2 separate regions of the Homo sapiens genome follow, and region 1 is linked to region 2. Evidence: read pairs that join two places in POLR2A ChIA-PET (ENCODE). Cell type or tissue: OCI-LY7. All regions are shown on one strand. Each heading gives the region's core, and the rest is flanking DNA. Links, peaks and the distances in the headings are about the cores only.

Region 1 (5,036 bases), core at 30-4,029, 430 kb after region 2:
CAAAAAAAAAAAAAAATTAATCATGTATTAATTGAGATTTGCAGGGCCGTGTGCTTTATATAAAACAATGCACAATGCACTAAGCTCCATGGTGTTTGAGAGACAAAGGAGAACAAGATACCATCCCCACCACTGGGTAGTTTAAGATTATTGTCTGTATCCAGTATATAGCAATTGTAATGATTTCTAAAATGTTTTTCTATTGAGATACAGTTTACATGAAATGAAGTGCTCAGATTTTGAGTGACAGTTTGATCAGTTTCAAAGAATGTGCACACCTAATCAAGACACAGAACATTTCTGTAACACCAGAAAATTCCCTCTTGCCCTTTCCTAATCAATCACAAACCCCTCCCCTATAACCATTGATGTCATTTTTGCCTATACCTTTATATGAATGGAATCATGCAGAAGATACTATTTTGGGTATCTTACTTTGTCTTCCTTGTACCCCTTTGTGAAATCCTCCCATGCCTAGACCTCGACAACTGCTGGTCTGTTTTCTGCCCCTGTAGTTTTGTATGAATTCTTTACGTATTCTGTTTGCCCAGGCTGGAGTGCAGTGGTGTGATCTCAGCTCACTGCAACCTCTGCCTCCCAGGTTCAAGCAATCCTCCCACCCCAGCCTCCTGAGTAGCTAAGGTTACAGGCATGTGCCACCACACCTGGCTAATTTTTTTTGTATTTTTTATCAGATATGTATTGTGAATAAATACCTATTGTGAATAAAATTCTTTATTAGATATGTATTATGAATATTTTCTTTCTCCACTTGCATTTCTGTTTCCTTAGCAGTATCTTTACAAGAGTACATTTTTTTTTTTGTATTTTAATGGAGTTTAATTTACCAATTTTTCCTTTATGGCTCATACCTTGGGTATGCAAAGTAAGAAATCCCTACCCCCTTGAAGGTAACAGAGATTTTCTCCTAAGTTTCTTCATTTTATTCATTCCTCCTGTTTTCTTTTAAATTTGTACTTTTAGCTTCCTTCATTTAGGTCTGTGACCCATCTCGAGTTAATTTCTTGTTCCTAGTATGAGGTAAAGTTGGTGCTATTGTTTTTCCCCCATAAGGATATTCAGTTATTCCAGCACTGTTTTTTTTAAAGACTTCTCTTTGTTCCCTTGGTACTTTTGTGGGAAAAAAAAATTGACCATCTTAGTGTGGGTCTATTTCTGGACTCCGTTCAGTTTCATTGATGTATGTATCTGTGTCTTCACCAATACCACACAGTTTTAATTACAGTAATTTTATATATCTTGAAATCAGATAGTATAAGACCTCTAGTTTTGTTCTTTTCTAAAGTTGTTTTTGACTATTCCAGCACTAGAATTTCTACACAGTTGCTTATTGGAACTTTGATGGGATTGTATTTATTTTCATAAAGGCTCACCTACAATGTGTTGTAAAGCTTCTGAAAGTAAGTAATGACTTGTCAGTTTTAATTGACACTATGGTTATGAGTGAATATGAGGATCTTTTGTTATGTTTGAGGACTATTTTTCTTTGAACTGTTTTTTTTTTTCATTTTTCAAATTTTTTTTATTATACTTTGAGTTCTGGGGTACATGTACAGAACGTGCAGTTTTGTTACATAGGTATACACGTGCCATGGTGGTTTGCTGCACCCATCAACCCATCACTACATTAGGTATTTCTCCTAATGCTGTCCCTCCCCTAGCCCTCCACCCACCGACAGGCTCCAGTGTGTGATGCTGCCCTCCCTGCGTCCATGTGTTCTCACTGTTCAACTCCCATTTATGAGTGAGAACATGGGGTGTTTGGTTTTCTGTTCTTGTGTTAGTTTGCTTAGAATGATGGCTTCCAGCTTCATCCATGTCCCTGCAAAGAACATGAACTCATCCTTTTTATGGCTGCATAGTATTCCATGGTGCATATATGCCACACTTTCTTTATCCAGTCTGTCATTGGTGTACACTTAGGTTGGTTCCAAGTCTTTGCTATTGTGAATAGTGCAATTCACGTACGTGTGCACGTATCTTTATAGTAGAATGATTTATAATCCTTTGGGTATACACCCAGTAATGGGATTGCTGGGTCAAATGGTATTTCTAGTTCTAGATCCTTCAGGAATCACCACACTGTCTTCTACAATGGTTGAACTAATTTATACTTCCACCAACAGTGTAAAAGCATTCCTATTTCTCCACATCCTCTCCAGCATCTGTTGTTTCCTGGCTTTTTAATGATCACCATTCTAACTGGCATAAGATGGTATCTCATTGTGGCTTTGATTTGCATTTCTCTAATGACCAGTGATGATGAGCTTTTTTCCATATGTTTGTTGGCTGCATAAATGTCTTCTTTTGAGAAGTGTCTGTTCATATCTATCACCCACTTTTTGATGGGGAGAACATTTTTGCAATCCATCTGACAAAGGGCTAATATCCAGAATCTACAAATAAATTAAACAAATTTTTTTTTCATTTTTCTAATGGTTATCCCTCCCCCTTCAATTTATAGACCTCTTCATATATATATATGTATATATATGTGTGTATATATACATATATGTGTATATATGTGTGTATATATACATATATGTGTATATATATACGTATATATATATATATGTGTATATATATACGTATATATATGTGTATATATATGTATATATATATGTGTATATATATATATGAGAGATTAGCCCTTTATCTGTGATACAAGTTATTTTCTCCCAGTTTGTTATTTATCTTTTGGCTTTGTGTTGACATTTACTTCATAAAACATATTTGTAAGTACTATGTTATCAGACTTATCTTGATACTAGATTTTGATTCATGGAGACTTTTCCCACTCCCACATTTTATATTTTTCCAAATGACTATCCATTTGTTACAACACCATTTACTATAAAGTAGAATTTTTTCCCAGTTAGTTGGGATGTTACCTATATAATAAACTAAATTTCTATATGTATTTTGGTTTATTTCTAGACTTTCTATTCTGTTCCATTTGGCTGTCTTTCAATTTACGTACCAGTACAACACATTTTTAACTACAGAGACTTTATAGTATGTTTTAATATTTGGTAGAGCTAGTTGCACAGCTTTTCCTATACGTTGTCTTCTAGTAGTTTTATAGTTTCAGGTATTACATTTAAGAATTTAATCCGAATGGCCAGGCGTGGTGGCTCACGCCTGTAATCCCAGCACTTTGGGAGGCCGAGGCAGGCAGATTACGAGGTCAGGAGATCGAGACCATCCTGGCTAACACAGTGAAACCCTGTCTCTACTAAAAATACAAAAAATTAGCCAGGCCCACGTGGTGGTGGGTGCCTGTAGTCCCAGCTACTCGGGAGGCTGAGGCAGGAGAATGGCATGAACCTGGGAGGCAGAGCTTGCAGTGAGCGGAGATCATGCCACCGCACTCCAGCCTGGGCGACAGAGTGAGACTCTGTCTCAAAAAAAAGAAAAGGAAAAAAAAAAAGAATTTAATCCATTTTGAGTTGATTTTGTACATGGTATAAGAGTCTAATTTCATTCTTTTGCATGTATAATCCACATTTCTAAACTCCATTTATTAAAGACACTATCTTTTCTCCCATTGTGTGTTCTTGGCATCTTTGTCAAAAATCCATTAATTGGTGGTAAATGTGTGAGTTTATTTTGGGGCTATCTATTGTCTTCCTTTGGTCTATGTGTCTGTTTTTATAGCAGTACCATGCTGTTTTGATTACTGTAGATTTGTAATATATTTTGAAGTCAGGAAGTATGATGCCTCCATTTTGTTCATTTTCCTCAAAAATGTTTTAGATATTTGGGGTTTTGTGGTACAATAAAAATTTTATGACTTTTAATCTATTTCTTTGAAAAGTGTCATTGGGATTTTGATAGGGATTGCATTCAATCTGTAGATCACTTTTGGTAGTATGGACATTTTAACAATATTGTTTCAATCCATGAACATGGAATATCTTTCTTTTTATTTGTGTCTTCAAGTTCTTTCATCAATGTTTTATGATTTTCAATATACAGCTCTTTCACTTCCTTGGCTATATTTGTTCATAAGTATTTTTCATAGCTATCGTAAATACAGTTGCCTTTTTTATTTCACTTCAGATGGTTTAATGCTAATGTATAGAAACTTTTTTTTTTTTTTTTTTGAGACAGTTTCGCTTTTGTTTCCCAGGCTGGAGTGCAATGGCGAAATCTCGGCTCACTGCAACCTCCGCCTCCCAGATTCAAGTGATTCTCCTGTCTCAGTCCCCCAAGTAGCTGGGATTACAGATGTGTGCTACCATGCCTGGCTAACTTTGTATTTTTAGTAGAGATGGGGTTTCACCATGTTGGTCAGGCTGGTCTTGAACTTCTGACTTCAAGTGAGCCAATTGCTTCAGCCTCCCAAAGTGCTGAGATTACAGGTGTGAGCCACCATGCCCGGCTGAAACTATTATTTTTGTATGTTGACTTTATATCCTGTAACTTTATTGTATTTTATTAGTTCTAGCAGTGTTTTCACTGACATTTTAGGGTTTTCATGTTATCTGCAAACAGGAACCATTTGGCTTCTTCTTTTCCAATTTGGATGGCTTCTCTTTCTTTTTTTGCCTGATTGCTCTGGCTAGGTCTTCCATTACTATATTGAATAGGAGTCGTAAGAGTGGACATCTTTGTACCTTTCCTGAGATACTTTTGGAAAAAGCTTTCTATTTTTTACTCTTGTGTATGATATTAATGGTGAGCTTGTCATATATAGTCTTTATTGTGTTGAGTTACATTCCTTCAGTGCCTAATATGGTTAGAGTTTTTATCATGAAAGGATATTGAATTTTGTCAAATGCTTCTTCTGCATCTGTTGAGATAATATATGGTCTTTGTCCTTTATTCTGTTAATGTGGTGTATTAATATTTACTTGCATATGTTGAACCATCCTTGGATCTCAAAGATAAGTCTCACTTTATTGTGGTGAGTGAATGATCCTTTTAATATGCTGTTGAATTCAGTTTGCTAGTATTTTGTTGAGGATTTTTGCATCTATGTTCATCAGGGATATTAGCCTGTAATTTTTTTT
Region 2 (6,363 bases), core at 1,418-5,417:
TTGTTTTATTCCTTAGGATGGAGCCTCAGTAGAGCCCACTGAAAGTAAACCACTGATTAGCACTAATACCCTCCTTCCAGTCAGCATATGGTTATCAGCCACCCTGGAGGTTTACCTGATTGTAGCTGATTAGTCCTCAAAACACCCAATTACCACATCAACTGCTCATTTTTCAATCACCTTCTGAGAACTTGGGAGTCAGCAACTCACTGAAAATTAGTGAACTGGAGATAAGGTTAGATTTTTGCATCTAAGTAAAAGGCAAGAAAGGAAATTATGAAATGAGTCCAAAGACGACGAAGGAACACAACATACAGATGATAAATGACTGCATCCAAATGTCTTAAAGGGCACCTGGATGACCACAAATGTAGATATGTGGTTTCGGGAGCCAAAGGCCTCTAAGTAGGCCTCAGGTTCACCACGTGGTAACCAATCAACCTCTTAATGTTTGCTAATTCTTAAAAAAAAAAAAAAAAATCTAAATCCATTAAGACCACATTTATCAGCTTTTTCCCCACGATGGAGGTTGACTGCTAATGCATAGCAGACAGGAAGAGGAAGAGGGACAGAAAAGATCCACACAATAAAAGAATTCCTGCTTTCAACCACATCAGTAACCTGGTCAGAAAAGTGAGGTCACTAGACTCTCTTTCCTGCTGGCAAATTCAAAAGTATTACATAATTATTTTGTGAAGTTTAGAAAGTACAGAGAGGCATAAAGAAAAAAAAAGCCAATCACTAATTTCACCACCTACGGTTAATATTTTGGAGTATATCCTTTCAGTCTTGCTTCACTGCGAATCACATCAAAAAGGCTAACCAGGCTAGGCGCAGTGGCTCACGCCTGCAATCCCAGCACTTTGGGAGGCCAAGGCAGGTGGATCACGAGGTCAGGAGTTCAAGACCAGCCTGGCCAACATGGTGAAACCCCGTCTCTACTAAAAATACAAAAATTAGCTGGGCATGGTGGCACATGCCTGTAATCCCAGCTACTTGGGAACCTGAGGCAGGAGAACTGCTTGAAGTGGGACCTGGGAGGCAGAGGTAGCAGTGAGGAAGACTGTGCCACTGCACTCCAGCCTGGGCTACAGAGCGAGACTCTGTCTCAAAAAAAAAAAAAAAAACAACTAACCAATCCAATGATCCAGTGATTCTGGCTCCAGGGATTTTAAGGAAGTGTTTTTAAATGATGGGGGAATGGGGAGAAAAGCAGCTTAATCCTAAAGACATCTTTCACTTATATCTAAATTTCCTCAATTTATTCTTTCAAAAGAAGATCAACTTCCTCCTCACACTCCCTCCAAGGAAAAGAAGAGGACAAAGATGATGACCATCTTAAGGTCTAATGAGTAACAGTCCCCTTATCAAAGGTTTAACATCAGGGGTAGAAGGGTCTGGCCCATGGATTGAGTGATTCACATTCCCAGGGAGCAAGAGGCTCATTCAAAAGAGAAATGTGGAATGCCTGGAAATGGTCAATGGGCTGGATTTAGTGTGAAGACTAACATGGGCTGTCAAGCTGCAGACTGGGTCAAAGGACAGATTTGTAGCAGACGTGTCTGCCTTCCCAGCATCCAGGCTCTTCATCAGGTGATTACCCAATTTTCACCAGCAGATCCTTTTCCCTCGCTCTCGGCCATATGGCTGGGTGGGGTTCATAAAGAACTATGGGACTCAGCCCCACCAAGGCCTCACATGCCCCTGGCTTTAATGACTGGACCCAGGATATGCCCATGACAAGCCAGCCAGACAGAATCTCAACCCTGAAAATACAGGAGGCTGGAGATGCTACCAGAAAGAGCTACCAGAGAAAATAAGAATGCCTAGGGGGTCACTGTGAGGATTAAATGGTCCCTGTTTATCACATGGGGCTCAGCTCAAATGCATGTAGAACCCAAAAATGAAATCACCAAGTGGAAAGCAGTATGAAGAGACAAAGGGAAACTGAATTTTGAAGGCATTATTTACACCCTGAATCCAACTGTTCCTAGAGTCAAGATCAAAGCCTGAACTTCACAGGTGTGAGCCAACAAACTCTCCTTTGCATAAGTTAGATATCAGGTTTTCTATCACAACTGAAAGAGTCCCTACCAAGACACAGCTATGTCACTCAGATCTCTTCTATTCAGAGAGCAAAGAGAGAGAAGATCTAATTGCCAGATGTTCTGATTCATGGTTCAGAACCAACTGACTAGGCCACAATTTCTAGTCGAATATATCATAGGACCCTTAGCTGAACAACAGGACCAATGATCCCAAGTTCATGAAAGCTGTCAAATTCCATTATAACTACGTGGACCAGTAGGATGCTATTTAAAAGATGGTATGACTAACTGGCTACAAGAATCTTTCCAATTGCAATTTTTACACCGTTAGACCTCCTTCAAGTAGATATGCCACAGAATACTTCAGGAGCTTTATTCTATTGTGTACATATTTGCTGTCATCATCTTGTTCCCAAAGAGGAACCCCGTCCCAGCATTCAGACACCATGTGAAAGGCTGAAAGCAAAAATCTCTCAGAAGTCTTTCTCTGTACAATAACATGATCAACCTTCCAGCTGAAACAGGTATTTGATCTAAACCATATCCCATGAAACTGAAAGCCCAAATCTAACCTGAACTTGGCTACCCTCTTGGTTTCAATTCCTATCACTGAGACAATTTCTCTTTGATTTTACATGCCGAAGAGCCTATTAAGAAAGTGTTTAAGTTTCAAAGACTGACAGGAAATGCTCATGTTTGCACATCTTTATTTGAATACGTTCTCTGCAGGTTGAAACTTGAGGCCCCAAGGTTTAGGCTTTGATTTTTTTTTTTAAGTTACTTATTTTCACAAATGCTCATGTAGCATGAGGCCCCAGAGTACATTAACATGTGCAAAGATAAGCAGGTAATTAAAAATGGAGCTCTATACCTGTTGGAAGGCACTGTGGTACTGCAAGCTTTGCAAAGTAAGACATCTGATGATTCGTTCCTGCCCACTTCCCACCCACATGACCTGCCAAAATTGCTGCCACCTAATGGCCACCACAATGCTGTCTATTAAAACCCTGCCCTAGCAGCTATGCCCTATTTTAAGAAACAACATAAAAAATTTATAAAATAAAGCAGCAGCACCATAAGTTCTTTCAGTCATCAATAAGTCTGAAGACTCAAAGACAACTATGGCCCCAGAATAAACTGCGTGCGCTCATGCACACACACACACACACACACACACACACACACACACACACACACAAATGTTGCATCCAACAATAGGGGGTCCATGAAATTACATGCAACTTTTCTGAATTGCGTTCAGTGTCTTGACTGTTCTGCAACCAACATTCAATTCTCTCACTCAAAAACCAGTTGCACAGATATTGCAGCTCCTTCAGCTGCTCCAGTATAGTCATGTGCCTTCCAGGAGGGAAAGTACATGCATTGGATGCAAAATGACTAGGTTTGTACAGCCCAGCTCTACCAACTCTCTAGCTCACACTTAACCATATTCCATCTCAGTCTTCTCAGTTGAAAACGGGAACTAAAACAAATCACTGTGAACTAAATGACTATATGCAGAAGAATAAAACTAGATCCCCTCTCTCACACTATATACAAAAATCAAATCAAAGTGGATTGAAGATTTAAATATAAGACATGAAACTATGAAACTACTAGAAGAAAACACTGGGGAAATGATCTAGGACACTGGTCTGGGCAAAGATTTTTTGTGTAAGACCTTAAAAGCACAGGCAACCAAAGCAAAAAGAGACAAATGGGGTTATATCAAGCTAAAAAGCTTCTACACAGCAAAGTAAACAATCAACAATGTGAAGAGACAATCCACAGAATGGGAAAAAAAATCTGCAAACTATCCATCTGACGAGGGATTAACAGCCAGAATATATAAGGAGCTCAAACAACTTAATAGCAAAATAATAATAATAATAATCTGATTTTTATTTTATTTATTTATTTTTTTTGAGACAGAGTCTCACTCTGTCACCCACGCTGGAGTGCAGTGGCATGATCTCGGCTCACTGCAACCAATCACCTCCGAGGTTCAAGTGATTCTCTTGCCTTAGCCTCTCGAGTAGCTGGGATTACAGGCGCATGCCACCAGGCCCAGCTCATTTTTGTATTTTCAGTAGAGACAGTGTTTCACCATGTTGGCCAGGCTGGTCTCAAACTCCTGACCTCAGGTGATCCGCCTGCCTCAGCCTCCCAAAGTGCTGGGATTACAGGCTCGAGCCACTGTGCCCGACTCTAATCTGATTTTTAAATGGGCAAAAGATCTGAATAGATGTTTCTCAAAAGGAGACATGAAAATAGCCAGCAGGTATACGAAAAAATGCTCAACATCACTAATCATCACAGAAATGTAAATAAAAGCCACAACGAAATATTATCTCACCCCAGTTAAAATGGTTATGAAAAAAAAAAAAAACAGAATAATGAATGGCAAGGATGTGGAAAAATGGGAACCCTCGTATACTGTTGGTGGAAATGTTAATGAGTATAGCCACTATGGAAAACAGTATAAAGGGCCCTCAAAAAACTGAAAATAGAACTACTGTATGATCCAGCAATTGCACTACTAGGTATATGTGCAAAGGAAAGAAAATCAATATACTGGAGAGATCTGCACTCCCATGTTTATTGTAGCATTATTCACAATAGCCAAAATATGGAATCCACCTGAGTGCCCATCCATGGATGAATGGATAAAGAAAATGTGGTACATATACACAATGGAATATTATTCAGCCATAAAAAAGTATGAAACCCTGTCATAGGCAACACGGTTGGAACTAGAGGTCATTACGTTAAGTGAAATAAACCAAGCACAGAAAGACAAATAGCACATGTTCTCACTCATGTGTGAGCTAAAAAAGTGGATCTCAGGAAGAGAGAGACAGTTATCTTCTCTAGGTAGTTACCAGAGGCAGGGAAGGGGAGCGGGAGGGGAGATGAAAAGAAGTGGGTTAGTGGGTACAAACAGAAGTAAGACCTAGCGTTGGAAAAATCAGTAGGGTGACTCCAGTCAACAATAATCTAATGTACATTTCAAAATAGGTGGAAGAGAATAATTTAAATGATCCCGGCATAAAGAAAAGATAAATATTTAAGGTGATATAATATCCCAATTACCCTGATTTGATTTTTACACATAATGTGAATGTATCATATTATCACATGTCTCAAAACTACATATATTATTTATCAATTAACAAAAAAATGGGACTGAGTTCTGCGATGAAAAAAAAAAGGTCACGGTGAAGAATAAATGGCTGCTTCATATGAGATGGGTCTCAGTTCACGTGCTGACATGTGTTCCATGTTCAACCAATCCAAATGCCACTTCCCTCTAATTCAGCACAACGCTGTTTTACTTCTTCACGGCACTTACAACTCTGTGAAATTCTAATTTGCTGACTTATTTATTGCCTGCTCCCTCTAATAGCAGGCATTTTACCTGCCTTATTCGCCACTTTACCCTGTGCACCTAGGCTATGTGGCACATGGCACATTGATAAGTATCTGTAGAAGGAATAATAGTCACTGATACTGAGCACATGCTCTGTACAAGGCTTTATTGCTTTAAATATATTAACTCGTGATTGAATAAATGCTGAATCTGAGATGTTTAGCACTTTCTCACACACAATTAATACTCAATAAATGGTAGCTATTTATACCAATTCAAATTATAGGATGATGTCAACAAACACTCAACAGGAAAGAGTAAAGGGAGTTGAGTCCTAAGAATGCAGAACTCAATTCAGTTCTCAAGAGCTGATTTTTTCTTTTTAGAGACAGGATCTGGCTCTGTTGCCAGCCCAGAGTGCAGTGGTGCAATCATAACTCACTGTTAACTTCAAACTTCTGGGCTTAAACGATCCTCCCACCTTAGCCTCCCAAAGCAGCTAAGACTACAGGCACATGGTGCCACACCCAGCTACTTTTTTCATTTTTATTTTTGTACAGACAGGGTCTTGCTATGTTGCCCAGGCTGGTCTCGAACTCCTGGGCTCAAGCAATCCTTCTGCCTCAGTCTCCCAAAGCACTTGGTTTATGGGTGTGAGCACTGGGCCCAGCCCTGATTCTTAAGGTCTATTTTTTCTTGGACTCCCCCCATTCGAAGCACCCACTACCTTCAGAGAGGAAAGAGAGGAGAGGATTATCTTATTACTCCAATTATTCTTTACCTTATGAGTTTCTCAGATAATGTGATACAAACACAGCTTCTCAGCCAGCAGTACACAGGTCCATCTCTCCTCACTTCACAAGCTAATTTTCACCTCAAATACAGCAAAAGCCAGAATATGAAGCTGACATAGGGAGATGTTCAACCTGTCATGTCTCTTTTTGA

Evidence for each region. ChIA-PET counts read pairs that join two places held together with the same protein. Peaks named below come from ENCODE experiments on the same cell type or tissue, not always from the same donor. Only the 100,000 strongest peaks of a DNase experiment are listed, where the experiment ranks them.
Region 1: POLR2A ChIA-PET joins it to region 2 with 5 read pairs; 4 of 35 experiments call an interaction of 5 or more read pairs at or near these places.

What each region holds. Positions count from the first base shown.
Region 1 is chr16:21,305,043-21,310,078 of GRCh38, forward strand. It overlaps the pseudogene ABCA15P. Among named protein-coding and RNA genes, the nearest start is that of CRYM, 29 kb to the left of the region's middle. In OCI-LY7, for the core only: no CTCF peak of the experiment used is centred there; no DNase peak of the experiment used is centred there.
Region 2 is chr16:20,872,011-20,878,373 of GRCh38, forward strand. The region is part of intron 1 of DCUN1D3 (defective in cullin neddylation 1 domain containing 3); the gene reads right to left. Among named protein-coding and RNA genes, the nearest start is that of DCUN1D3, 25 kb to the right of the region's middle. RefSeq lists enhancers at 2,353-2,452, 2,703-2,922 and a silencer at 3,569-3,648. In OCI-LY7, for the core only: CTCF peaks have their summits at 3,031 (motif pointing left) and 3,232; DNase peaks (open chromatin) are centred at 2,651 and 2,981; H3K4me3 peaks cover 1,846 bases; H3K27ac peaks cover 2,172 bases.